Linked DNA regions of Homo sapiens: region 1 is linked to region 2. Evidence: chromatin loops called from intact Hi-C (ENCODE). Cell type or tissue: Panc1. All regions are shown on one strand. Each heading gives the region's core, and the rest is flanking DNA. Links, peaks and the distances in the headings are about the cores only.

What was found. Peaks named below come from ENCODE experiments on the same cell type or tissue, not always from the same donor. Only the 100,000 strongest peaks of a DNase experiment are listed, where the experiment ranks them.
Region 1: it touches region 2 in a loop (4-fold over the local background); 5 of 110 quality-filtered maps call a loop at or near these places.

The regions. Positions count from the first base shown.
Region 1 is chr10:121,898,063-121,903,533 of GRCh38, reverse strand. It overlaps ATE1 (arginyltransferase 1), which reads left to right. Exons shown (of 12, transcript NM_001001976.3): 6 at 914-1,143; 7 at 3,540-3,668. Among named protein-coding and RNA genes, the nearest start is that of ATE1, 27 kb to the left of the region's middle. In Panc1, for the core only: a CTCF peak has its summit at 2,780 (motif pointing right); a DNase peak (open chromatin) is centred at 2,803.
Region 2 is chr10:121,731,834-121,737,304 of GRCh38, reverse strand. No RefSeq gene overlaps it. Among named protein-coding and RNA genes, the nearest start is that of FGFR2, 140 kb to the right of the region's middle. RefSeq lists an enhancer at 4,004-4,596. In Panc1, for the core only: CTCF peaks have their summits at 2,308 and 2,544 (motif pointing right); no DNase peak of the experiment used is centred there; H3K4me3 peaks cover 497 bases; H3K27me3 peaks cover 1,046 bases.

The sequences.
Region 1 (5,471 bases), core at 1,516-4,015, 170 kb before region 2:
TGTATTTTTAGTAGAAATGGGGTTTCACCATGTTGACCAGGCTGGTCTCGAACTCTCAACCTCAGGTGATCTGCCCGCCTTAGCCCCCCAAAGTGCTAGAATTCCAGGTGCACAAGGATTCTTTTAATTTAAAAAAACCTGTCAGTGTTTGCGCTGGGATCAGTATTCCTTTATACCTGGTTCCTAAGTATTTATGTTACCAGTGCTTTCAGAGAAATGTCCCTCAGAAATGTTGGGCAGAGATAGCAGTGTCCTTTTAATGCAGCAGGTACTTTGATTTGATTGTGTTCTTCCTCACAAAGGCAGAGAAGTGGATGAATGTTTTTTTTTAAAAAAAGATATTTGGGCCGGGCCTGGTGGCTCATTCCTGTAATCCCAGCACTTAGGGAGGCCAAGGTGGGTGAATCACGAGGTCAGGAGTTTGAGACCAGTCTGTCCAAGGGAGTTTGAGACCAGTCTGGCCAACATGGTGAAACTCCATCTCTACTGAAAATACAAAAATTAGCCAGGCACGGTGGCACACACCTGTAGTCCCAGCTACTCGGGAGGTTGAGGCAGGAGAATTGCTTGAACCTGGGAGGCGGAGGTTGCAGTGAGCTGAGATCATGCCATTGCACTCCAGCCTGGGTGACAGAGCGAGACTCTGTCTCAAAAAAAAGAAAAAAAAGATTTTCAGCAGTAAGAGCCACCTTGGAAAGTTTCTGTGCTATTTACTTTCTCTAGCAACTCCCACTTCTAAGGTAGAATTTTAGATCCACTTACAGCTCTGTATCAGGATCCTCTGAAACATCTACCCCAAAGCTAGCCTAACCATTGAAACTCTTTGGACTTACACTGTAGAATCTTTGAGACATGTGAAAAAACTTTTCTAGAACCAAATGTGATTGGTCTAATATTTTAAAATTCTTTTTAGGCAAAGGGGCTGATTTGAGTAAGCCTCCATGTCGAAAAGCAAAGGAAATCCGGAAAGAAAGGAAAAGGTTAAAACTAATGCAGCAGAACCCAGCTGGAGAACTTGAGGGTTTCCAGGCTCAAGGTCACCCACCATCTTTGTTTCCACCAAAGGCTAAATCCAACCAGCCAAAATCACTCGAAGATTTAATTTTTGAGTCTTTACCAGAGAATGCATCACACAAGTTAGAGGTACTTTGGAGGACTTTTGTTGTTTGTTTTATTATGATTTTTTTTTGTTTGGGCATATCGTTTATTTTTATTTGAAGTTCTAATTAGTTGATGTTTGCTAGTTAAATAATGAGAATTTAAAAGAAATTAAAGAGAACTGGGAAGAAGTAACATTTGTATTTACTAAGTTAACTGCTGTTTGAGGGAAACTCCTTTTTTTTTAAAAGACTTTTTGAGAATACATAGTTGGCCACCAAACTTGTGAAAACAGTGTCAATTTTAGCATGCTACCTTGATTGAAATTTAATAGTTAAAATGAAAGAAATACTCTTTAAAATTGTGTTTTTAGCAGTTTTGGTTTAGATAGTGAAAGACAATAGATTACACAAGGCAAATCACTATTTCATCCATTATAATATTCTGATCTTGGTAAAGACAGCAAATGGTGTCATATACATAAGCCAGCAGTTAGGAATTATCTAAATAGGGCTAAATTGTACTGCTGAAATCCTCTCTCATTAGTGCCAAAACCACTTTGGGCATAATATGAATACTTTTAGAGCCAAATTCCTCCATTTTTCCAAATTTATTTTCGTTTCTAGATCAGATCAAGATTTCTCAGTATTAGTTTCTCATATATAAAATTCAAAAACAAGGGCTGGATGTGGTGGCTCACACCTGTAATCCTAGCACTTTGGTAGGCCGAGGCAGGTGGATCTCTTGAGGTCTGGTGTTTGAGATCAGCTTGGCCAACACAGTGAAACCCCGTCTCTACTAAAATATAAAAATTGGCCAGGCGTGGTGGCGTGCACCTGTAATCCCAACTCCTAGAGAGGCTGAGACACCAGAATTGCTTGAACCCAGGAGGTGGAGGTTGTAGCGAGCTGAGATCACACCACTGCACTCCAGCCTGCGTGACAGAGCAAAAGACTGTCTCAAAAAAATTCAAAAACATTAGCCATAATGATTTTTATCTTATTCTCATATGTGATTAGTAACTGGTCAGCCTTTGAATTTTGTAGCTTACTATCATCTAAAAATATCACTTATCACTGAAGTCCTGATAATAAAAATTAACTTTCATGCATTCTAAGCCTTAATTCAGTATATGTATTATCAGACGTAGAATTTAGCTTTTTTTTTTGAGACGGAGTTTCACTCTTGTTGCCTAGGCTGGAGTGCAATGGCGCGATCTCGGCTCACTGCAACCTCTGCCTCCTGGGTTCAAGCGATTCTCCTGTCTCAGCCTTCTGAGTAGCTGGGATTACAAGTGCCCACCACTACGCCCGGCTAATTTCTGATATTTTTAATAGAGACAGGGTTTCACCATGTCAGCCAGGCTGGTCACGAACTCCTGACCTCAGGTGATCACCCGCCTCGGCCTCCCAAAGTGCTGGGATTAGAGGTGTGAGCTACCTTGCCTGGCCAGATTTTAGCTTTTATAACTCCTTGGCTACTCTGATTTGGATACAGATTTTTTTGTCCTTCCAAAATTGTAAACAGAGTTGAATACACTACTTAAAATATTTTACAAGGTGTCTTTTATCTTTGATCATAAATAGTAATGTATTCAGGAGGCCAAGCACGCTTAACATAACAGTTCTCCAGTGGTTACTTGTACTTTTTGAATGTAATGATACTCAGGATGTATAGAGATCTTTTACCACTGGGTGTCGCTCTTTCTTCATAGAATTACGTCTCACGGCACACATGTCCAGTTTCCAGCTGTTTTCATTGCATTGCATTTGACTGTTTTACTGTTCTGTTTTGCTAATACATTTTAAGTGGCTAGTAAATAATGTTAAAGTAAATGTTAGCCATTACTGCGTGCAATTACTGTTTTAAACTTATCCTTATTTTACAAGGTTACTTGACCAAGATGGTGACATTGTAAGATTTGAACAAAGGAAATGTGACTTCAGAGTCATGGTTGTTAACTATGCTATGAAGTAGGAAAACTTTATGAGGTCTTTTTAACTCAAACAGTCAAGTTTTAAGTTGAGGGTTAGCAATGATGAATGAGTGGCCAAAAAATGTATTCATATTTTTAGTCTTTCTTAGAATTACTGGTAGTTGTGCACAACTAGAGGGTATTTATTTGTGTGTGTATGTGTCGTGTGTGTACGAGTGCTGGAAATACTCTGCCAGTTTACAGTAGAGGCAGGCTTACATAATTCAGTCATGAAAGCTGAGGCTTATAGTTTAGAGGGGATCGTCCTCTTCTTAATGAGTCTGTAAGTTACAAAAATAACTTTTTTCTTTATTTACTAACTGGTTGGTTTTTAATATTAAAATATTTAGGTGCTTTAATAATTGTTGAAACTTGGTTTCTTGGATGGGAGTTACTCTTAATGCATATTCCACAGAATGAATAAATGAATGAATTAGTAAACTTGTTTTTTTAACTGCTTCTGAAGGTGAGGGTGGTGAGATCATCTCCACCAAGTTCGCAGTTCAAAGCCACACTTCTGGAGTCTTACCAGGTCTATAAACGTTACCAGATGGTTATTCACAAGAACCCACCTGATACGCCAACCGAAAGCCAGGTCAGCAGGCCAAGTGTAATTTTCCTGTGCAAACAGAGCTTTCCCTTCCACTTAATATCATTTAATGAAATCTTGGTTTATTTGTGCTACATTTTATTTGTGTTCAATTTGCAGCATATCTGCAAAGACCTAAGACTGAATTAATGGACATTCTGAAAGTGCAAATTTTACCTAGTGCCATGTTAAGTACCAGCCATGTATAATTTCAGAGTCAAAGTAACATGTAAAATTATTTAAAGTCACTATTTTAGATGCATTTATCTAAAAGATAGTAATAGAGCTCTAAATTAAAATACCTGTGAGGAAAACTCAGGAAACTATATTTTTATGGTAGATACGTACTTTGCCTAACATGATTTTAATGCTTTATCTGTATTTGAAAGATGTATGTAGGAATAATTGATCCCAGTTAAATTATTCTTTATTAATGTGCTACCCTTGCACAATTGAGTGGGACTAAAAAAGGAAGATAGTAGAACATTTTAATAGAAGAACTCATATGCTAATAATTTTGTAAGTTAAATGACCCAAGAAAAATCTGTAAAGGAAAAAAGCTTAAAACACTTAGTATAAGTAGAGGTGGCAAAAGTAGCGATCATCACCATGATTAACAACAATATTGACTCTAGTTTATGCAGAAAACTACAATTAGTGGAGAGAGAGAAAAAAAAAAGAACAAATTGTTGGCTCTTATGAGGTTGAGATTTTCATAAGTTTTAGTACAGTTAGCACTTCGGTCTCTGCACCCGTCTGCCTCGTCTAAGGTTTCTTTTCATGACAAATTCGAGTTCGAGCTTTGGCGTGGATTTGTGGAGATCTTACTGTAGCCTCACCTTCAGAAGCATATCATCAGAGATGTTTCAATAGCATTTGCTTGTATTTTCCTTGCTCTGAAGGTGAGGTTAGTACCTGTCTCCTTTGAGGACCCAGAGTTCAAGTCGTCTTTCAGCCAGTCCTTTTCTTTGTATGTCAAGTATCAAGTGGCCATACACCAGGATCCACCCGATGAATGTGGGAAGACTGAGGTATTGTTAACTGTTGTTTTCTGTGTTGATAAGGTTGTCTGGGAAGAAGTATAATATATACCATTTTCTTGTCAGGTGGAGCTGATGACCCTTTCAGTGTGTATTACTGAACTTCTGTGAACACTCACATGACTCATACATGTGAGCATTTTAAATCCTTAGAAAAAAGGATTGCAAATTCAGGATGCGTTCTTAGTGTTTTCTCTAGGAACCTGAAAGTAGTGGTTTATAAGGTCAGTCATCCACTCTAGGTCAACAGTCATTTACTGAGTGCCCATCGTGTGCCAGACTGTGCACCACAGAACAAAAGGAGTCTCTGTCTTCAAGAAATTGATAATCAAATGGGAAAGACAGACCAATAAGCAAAAATACCTTAACAACAAGTGAATTAGAAAGAAATACCTACACCTAACCTACCGAACATCATAGCTTAGCCTCGCCTGCTTTACACATTCTCAGAACACTTATAATCTGCAGTTAAGCAGAATCATCTAACACAAAGCCTATTTTATAATAAAATGTTGAATATCTCATGTAATTTATTGAATACTGTACTGAAAGTGAAAAACGGAATCGTTTTCCATCATTGTAAAGTTGAAAAAGCATAAGTCCAACCATTATAAGTTGGGGACCTTCTGTTAGATATAATATGGTTTAACGGGCGTTTATTGAGGGTCTGTCTTTGTCAGTCTTGGGATATTGAAATGAATGAGATGGCATCGTTGTCACAGTAGAACCATGGTATGTTGGAAGAAAGAGGCCAACAGATGCAGAAGAA
Region 2 (5,471 bases), core at 1,066-3,565:
GATCCCCTTGGGCAGAGCTTGTGGGGGTGGGAGATTGGAAGGGGCCCCTGCTGACGGGCAGTGGCCATGGGAGTTCTGTGCAAGAATGAAGGGCAGCGCCTGCAGAAAGTACGAATGACTACTTCCAGTCTTCCTGGTTTCTGCCTGTTCTTGAGCCACGTTGCAATTCTATTTGTTATTTTACTAACAAAGCCAGGAAAATAATCAGTGTGTGGCCAGCAGTATGCAATTAATGCTTCTGCATCTACAGCAGCTGGTGATTATGCTTGAAGTATTTAATATTTCTGATAAAGTCACTAATTATTCTGTTGGGAAAGTTTGGAACTAAAGGAGCGAAGTTTAAAGGGAAAATCTGGAGACTAGTTTGGCCTTATTCTAATGAGTGTTATTCATTTCTCTTACCCATTTATTGCCTTTGTAAAGATACGGAAACTGTTATATGTCAGCATTATCGGTGTGTGATGAATTGTAGACCTCACTTATCTGTAGGCTGCTTATCTGGCCACTTCACCATCTGGAACATAGAAAAGGCAGAAAGGAAGGAAACACAATCACCGCTTAGCAGCTAGAATGGGCTGGAATTCATGCACCAAATCTCCTGCCTTATTCCTGGGAGCGCCATTAGGGCTATGTGGTATAGGAGAAAGAGCATGGGGCTTTGTGGAGATGTTTCTCTGAAGAAATTTTTGGCACCAAAGTAAAAGGAAAAAGTGAACTGGAAACAACGTGCTAATGGAAGGTTGCACATTTTACCCTGACCAGCTCTCCCTGTGCATGGCCGACAGCATTCCACCCGTGCCCTGTGGACAACCGTGGGTAGGGAGCGCTGACATCAGACCGGGAGCAACCTTCTGGCCACATTCCCCCAGCAAGCACCCGCATCCTTTTATTCACCTACTTAGTAAGTTAAAAGAAAAAGAAAAAATGTTTTGGAGAATCTGGACTTGGAAGGCAAACCAGACTAAGTTCAAGTCCTAGGAGCGCTATGAAGTGTGTGACGTTAGTGCCAGAAGGAAGTTCAGCAAACTTCAGCTTCCTCATCAGGAGTGGTGAACTGGGCAACCTGCTGCCCAGCTGATAGGAGTTGATGAGATTTGCAGGTGTAGACAGCTCAGCACGCAGCCTCGCTGCTGTTCTTCAGCCCGTTATATCTTGATCAAAGCAGGTATCAACCAAAAAAGAAAGGTCACAAGATTCAAGTTTTAACAAACATTACAGAAAAAAGGTGGAGTAAACTCTACTTAGCTAAGGTTATCTAAACAACAGGGTAGTTTCAGGCCAGTCGGAGAGTTGACTTTGGTAATGACAATGTTGAATTGTCCAGGAAATGGTTAAAATACATTTCCTATACTCTATTATAAGCAAATGTATAATGCAATGGAAATATTTCATAGTTAAAGCAATCAAAAGGTTCTCTTACAGGATAAATTACAGTTATCTGCAAAATTCACGATATCGGAACAGGCCTTCAAGACCGTGGAATTGAATCCATTTTAAATACCTGCTCACAAAGAAGACCCTAATGTCAGAAGGCTAAAAAGATGCTAATGGCTGCTGCTCTCTAATCGAATGTGGATAAACAATTATTCATAGGAACCCATTATTCATATTCATGAACAATTATTCATATTCACGGGAGCCTCACTCCAGTGGGGCCACCATTCAAGTTTTCCTTGGTATAATGGAGAAATAAAACGGGCTTGAGACCTGGGTACAATTATGCACATTTTTGTTTGTTTTGTTTGAGACAAAACTAAACGGGCTATCTGGAAAACCAGCAACATTTCACGGGCTCCGCTGATTGTCTCGCTCAGCACGCTGCCGCACGCAGTTACAGTTTAACTGATAATGACTAGACTGTTTTCATCTTGCCCCCAACTGCTCCGGCTTTTCTGCCTCCTTCTGCATCATTCTTCTGCATACAGGCGAATTCTGGAGGAGGCATCGCATCTTAAAATTGGCTTTTCACAGAGCCGCACAGGTTAGAGGAAGAGCAGCCTCAAATCAGGACATCGAAAGCACATTTTTTGGACTGGAAAAGTGGTGACGTTGGGTCCCGTGGGATGCTGCCTCAGTGGGAGCGAGAGTGGGCTGGAAGACAGTATTTGGAAATAGATCTGCAGCATTTTCCAAAAACAGGTGTTTATATAGTTAAACGTTGTTTTCTGAAGCCTCGTTAAAAGTGAATTCTGTTGTGTCCGTGGCTGTGTATCCAGCCCCTGGGTCTTCAAGCCTGGGCACGGGGAAGCCAGGGGGATGTTTTCCTGACACTGTCAGAATTGCTCTGCTCCCCATCCTGTTCCAACAGCTGCTCCGAGAGCCCCGATGGAAGCAGTTAGAATCTCAGCGGCGACTCTGCTGTCCACCTGGGCAGAGCCACTGGCTCGGATCTAGTGGAGGAGACACTGGCTGTGGCCCAACCTTGACCGAGAGAGAGCTGGCGCGGGAGGGGAGCGAGCCCTCTGCACTTCTCCCTTATTTTTAAGGGTGTTGCGTGCTCAGTTGACCCTTGGGTACAAAGTGGAGAGAAACTGGTCCCCTTTGCTCTTTCTGCCCTTTCAGTGACTTTTCCCCAAAAGCCACCAGGGGGCAGAAGAAGCCGCTTTGCTTTTTTTTTTTTTTTTTTAAACTTCTTAGCATTGGTCCATTGGGCCAATGTTTTTGATAGAAAACATTTTGACATAATTATATTTATAGCAAATAAATGTATGAATTCTATTTCCCATTTCCCACATCTTTGATTTTTTTCCAGATTTGGGTTGCCTTTGAATGAATTCTTCTGTAGCTAACTAAGGCAATTGTGAGGGGAGGTCTTCATTGAAGCAGGAATTTCTGCCAATGCATGATCTAGTTATGGGATCCCGTGTCTGATGCATCCCAGTCTCCCACGTTATTCTCTATCTTTCCAGACTTACTGGGCTGGGGCAGCCCTGGTTGTGTTTTATTTGGATTATTGCAGCAGGCTTTCAACCAGCGGCCATCCCAATCCTGTTATGCAGACGCCACCAGGCTCACCTGCCCAATGCAGCAGCCAGCAGATCTGTCTCTCCCCGGCCTAACCTCAGCCAGCTCCTCAGCCTGCCCATTGAAAGCTAAACTAGCCCACCTGGCAAGCCCAGACTTTCCTGCCAACCTTTCCCCTATATCCTCCTTCTATACACTGCTGTCTCAGGTCTTTCTTTCCTATTTCTTGATCTTCGCCAGGTCTGTTTCCTCCCCAGTCATGCTCCCTCCCCTTTAAGTGTGACCTAACCTTCTGGGTCCCTATCAGATGTCACCTCCTAACTAGCACCTTGTGTATAATATCAGGATCCCTGCCGGGCACGGTGGCTCACATCTGTCATCCCAGCACTTTGGGAGGCTGAGGTGGGTGGATCACCTGAGGTCGGGAGTTCGAGACCAGCCTGACCAGCATGGAGAAACCCTGTCTCTACTAAAAATACAAAATTAGCTGGGCGTGGTGGCAGGTGCCTGTAATCCCAGCTACTCAGAAGGCTGAGGCAGGAGAAACACTTGAACCTGGGAGGTGGAGGTTGTGGTGAGCCGAGATTGCGCCATTGCACTCCAGCCTGGGCAACAAGAGTGAAACTCTGTCTAATATATATATATATATATATATAATTTCCTACCATTGCATTTCTTTCATAAGGTTCTAGAAAACCAACCACGCAACTGGGGTCATAGGAATGGTGTGTGTTGGTCTCAGTTAAGGGAGCCAAAGAAAGGCCGGACTCGTTGGAGAAACCTGCTAGAGAAAACACCATGTGTTGTGTGGAGGCTGAATCCCAGCAACCGGGACCTCAGGCAGGGCCTGCTCCTGGAGCTGCTCGGGACTCCCTGGAAATATCTAGGAAGCTTTCCCAAGGAGCGAGTCCTAACTAGACCATATCAAGCTTTGCAGGCTCCGAACGCATTAAGAACAACAGAAACACTCGTGCAGAAGAGTGGTAAACGTGAGGTATAGAAGTGAGTTTTCCTTTGTAACCCTAGGAAAATACCAGTCTGTCTGCTTTTGAATGTGCAGCTACTAAAGATAATCTCTAAGAAATGCACCCTTTGTTCTGCCTGCTCTTTTGTTTCCTTGAAACAGACAGGTGGAAGTGAGAGGAATAGGTGCTTGGGGAGTGTTCCCAGAGGTGAAGGTGGTGCTTGCGTGGATGTCTGTGCCTAGGCAGGCACCTTCGCGGTCACCTGCTGCCAAATGAGCAGCAAGAGACAGGAGCAAATAAAGGAGCTCGTGCACAGCGGGGGGTTGACGTGCCTCCCAGCAGGAGAAGCACATGTGAGGGGAATTGTCTTGGGACACTTGGCTGTTGGTAGAACAGCTGCTTTGCATAATGAATTCCTGGCCTAATGGGTATGTAGATCCCAGCACTTGAGGCAGGACTGTTTTTGGTTTAGTGCTCACACACCAGAAAATAGAATGCGCCAATATGAATTGAAAATTCTTAAAAGGGATCAGTGTAATCCCTATTTAATTTGGACTTTTCCTCGTAAATTCATTTCGCAAATGGTAGGACATTCTACTAACCGACACAAAGGCGTTTTTCTACATGCTGAACACACTTCACCCTGGGAATAGTCCACTTGCCCCTAATTGAGATCCTAAAGGAGGGAAAAGCCTTGCAAATAAATCTCTGCAAGTGCAGAAAAGAGCTCTCGATGCCATCCAAGTGGCATGTGGAATAAAAGTTCCCTTCCCTTCAGGGTTTCACATGGCCACAGATCCTTGAAAATGTTCAGGAGGGTGAAGTGAGGCTGAACATCATTAGGAAGATATCACTGCTATTTTGCTTTACTCACTCTTAATTTCTGTTAACTCTTCCTAAATTTTATGAGACTGATGCTTTTCCTTGAAGCTCATAAGGCATTTAAGTGCAGGCCCAAATGCATGAGTCGTGCTGTTCCTCTCATTTGAATTGGGACTTGCATATGGAGATGAGTGCACAATGACGTTTGCAGAGAATTACCATATCACCCGATGGCAGAACATGCCCATTCCAATGGGCAGGCAAGGAGGGTGGTGCCAGGGTATGCTGTGGGCACACAGACCTAATACTAACCCCACACATCTTGGGTCACAGATTAACCACTCTCATAGAGGCCTGGGGCTCTCAACCTGCTTGCTGTTTGAAAGCTCTGTGCAAAACCCAAGTCACACCTATATGCTCCATGCATTCATTCCTTAACTGATACCTTCATCCACAGCTATCTGAGCACCTACTCTATGCTAAGTATTATACTTGTCGCTGAGGTTGGTATGGTTTGGCTCTGTGTCCCCACCCAAATCTCATGTTGAATTGTAATCCCCACATGTGAGGGGAGGGTCCTGGTGGGAGGTGATTGGATCATGGGGACAGTTTCCCCCTTGCTGTTCTTATGAAACTGAATGAATTCTCACGAGATCTGATGGTTCAAAAGTATGGCACCTCCCCCTTCAAGTGCTCTCTCTCCTGCTCCGCTGTGGTAAG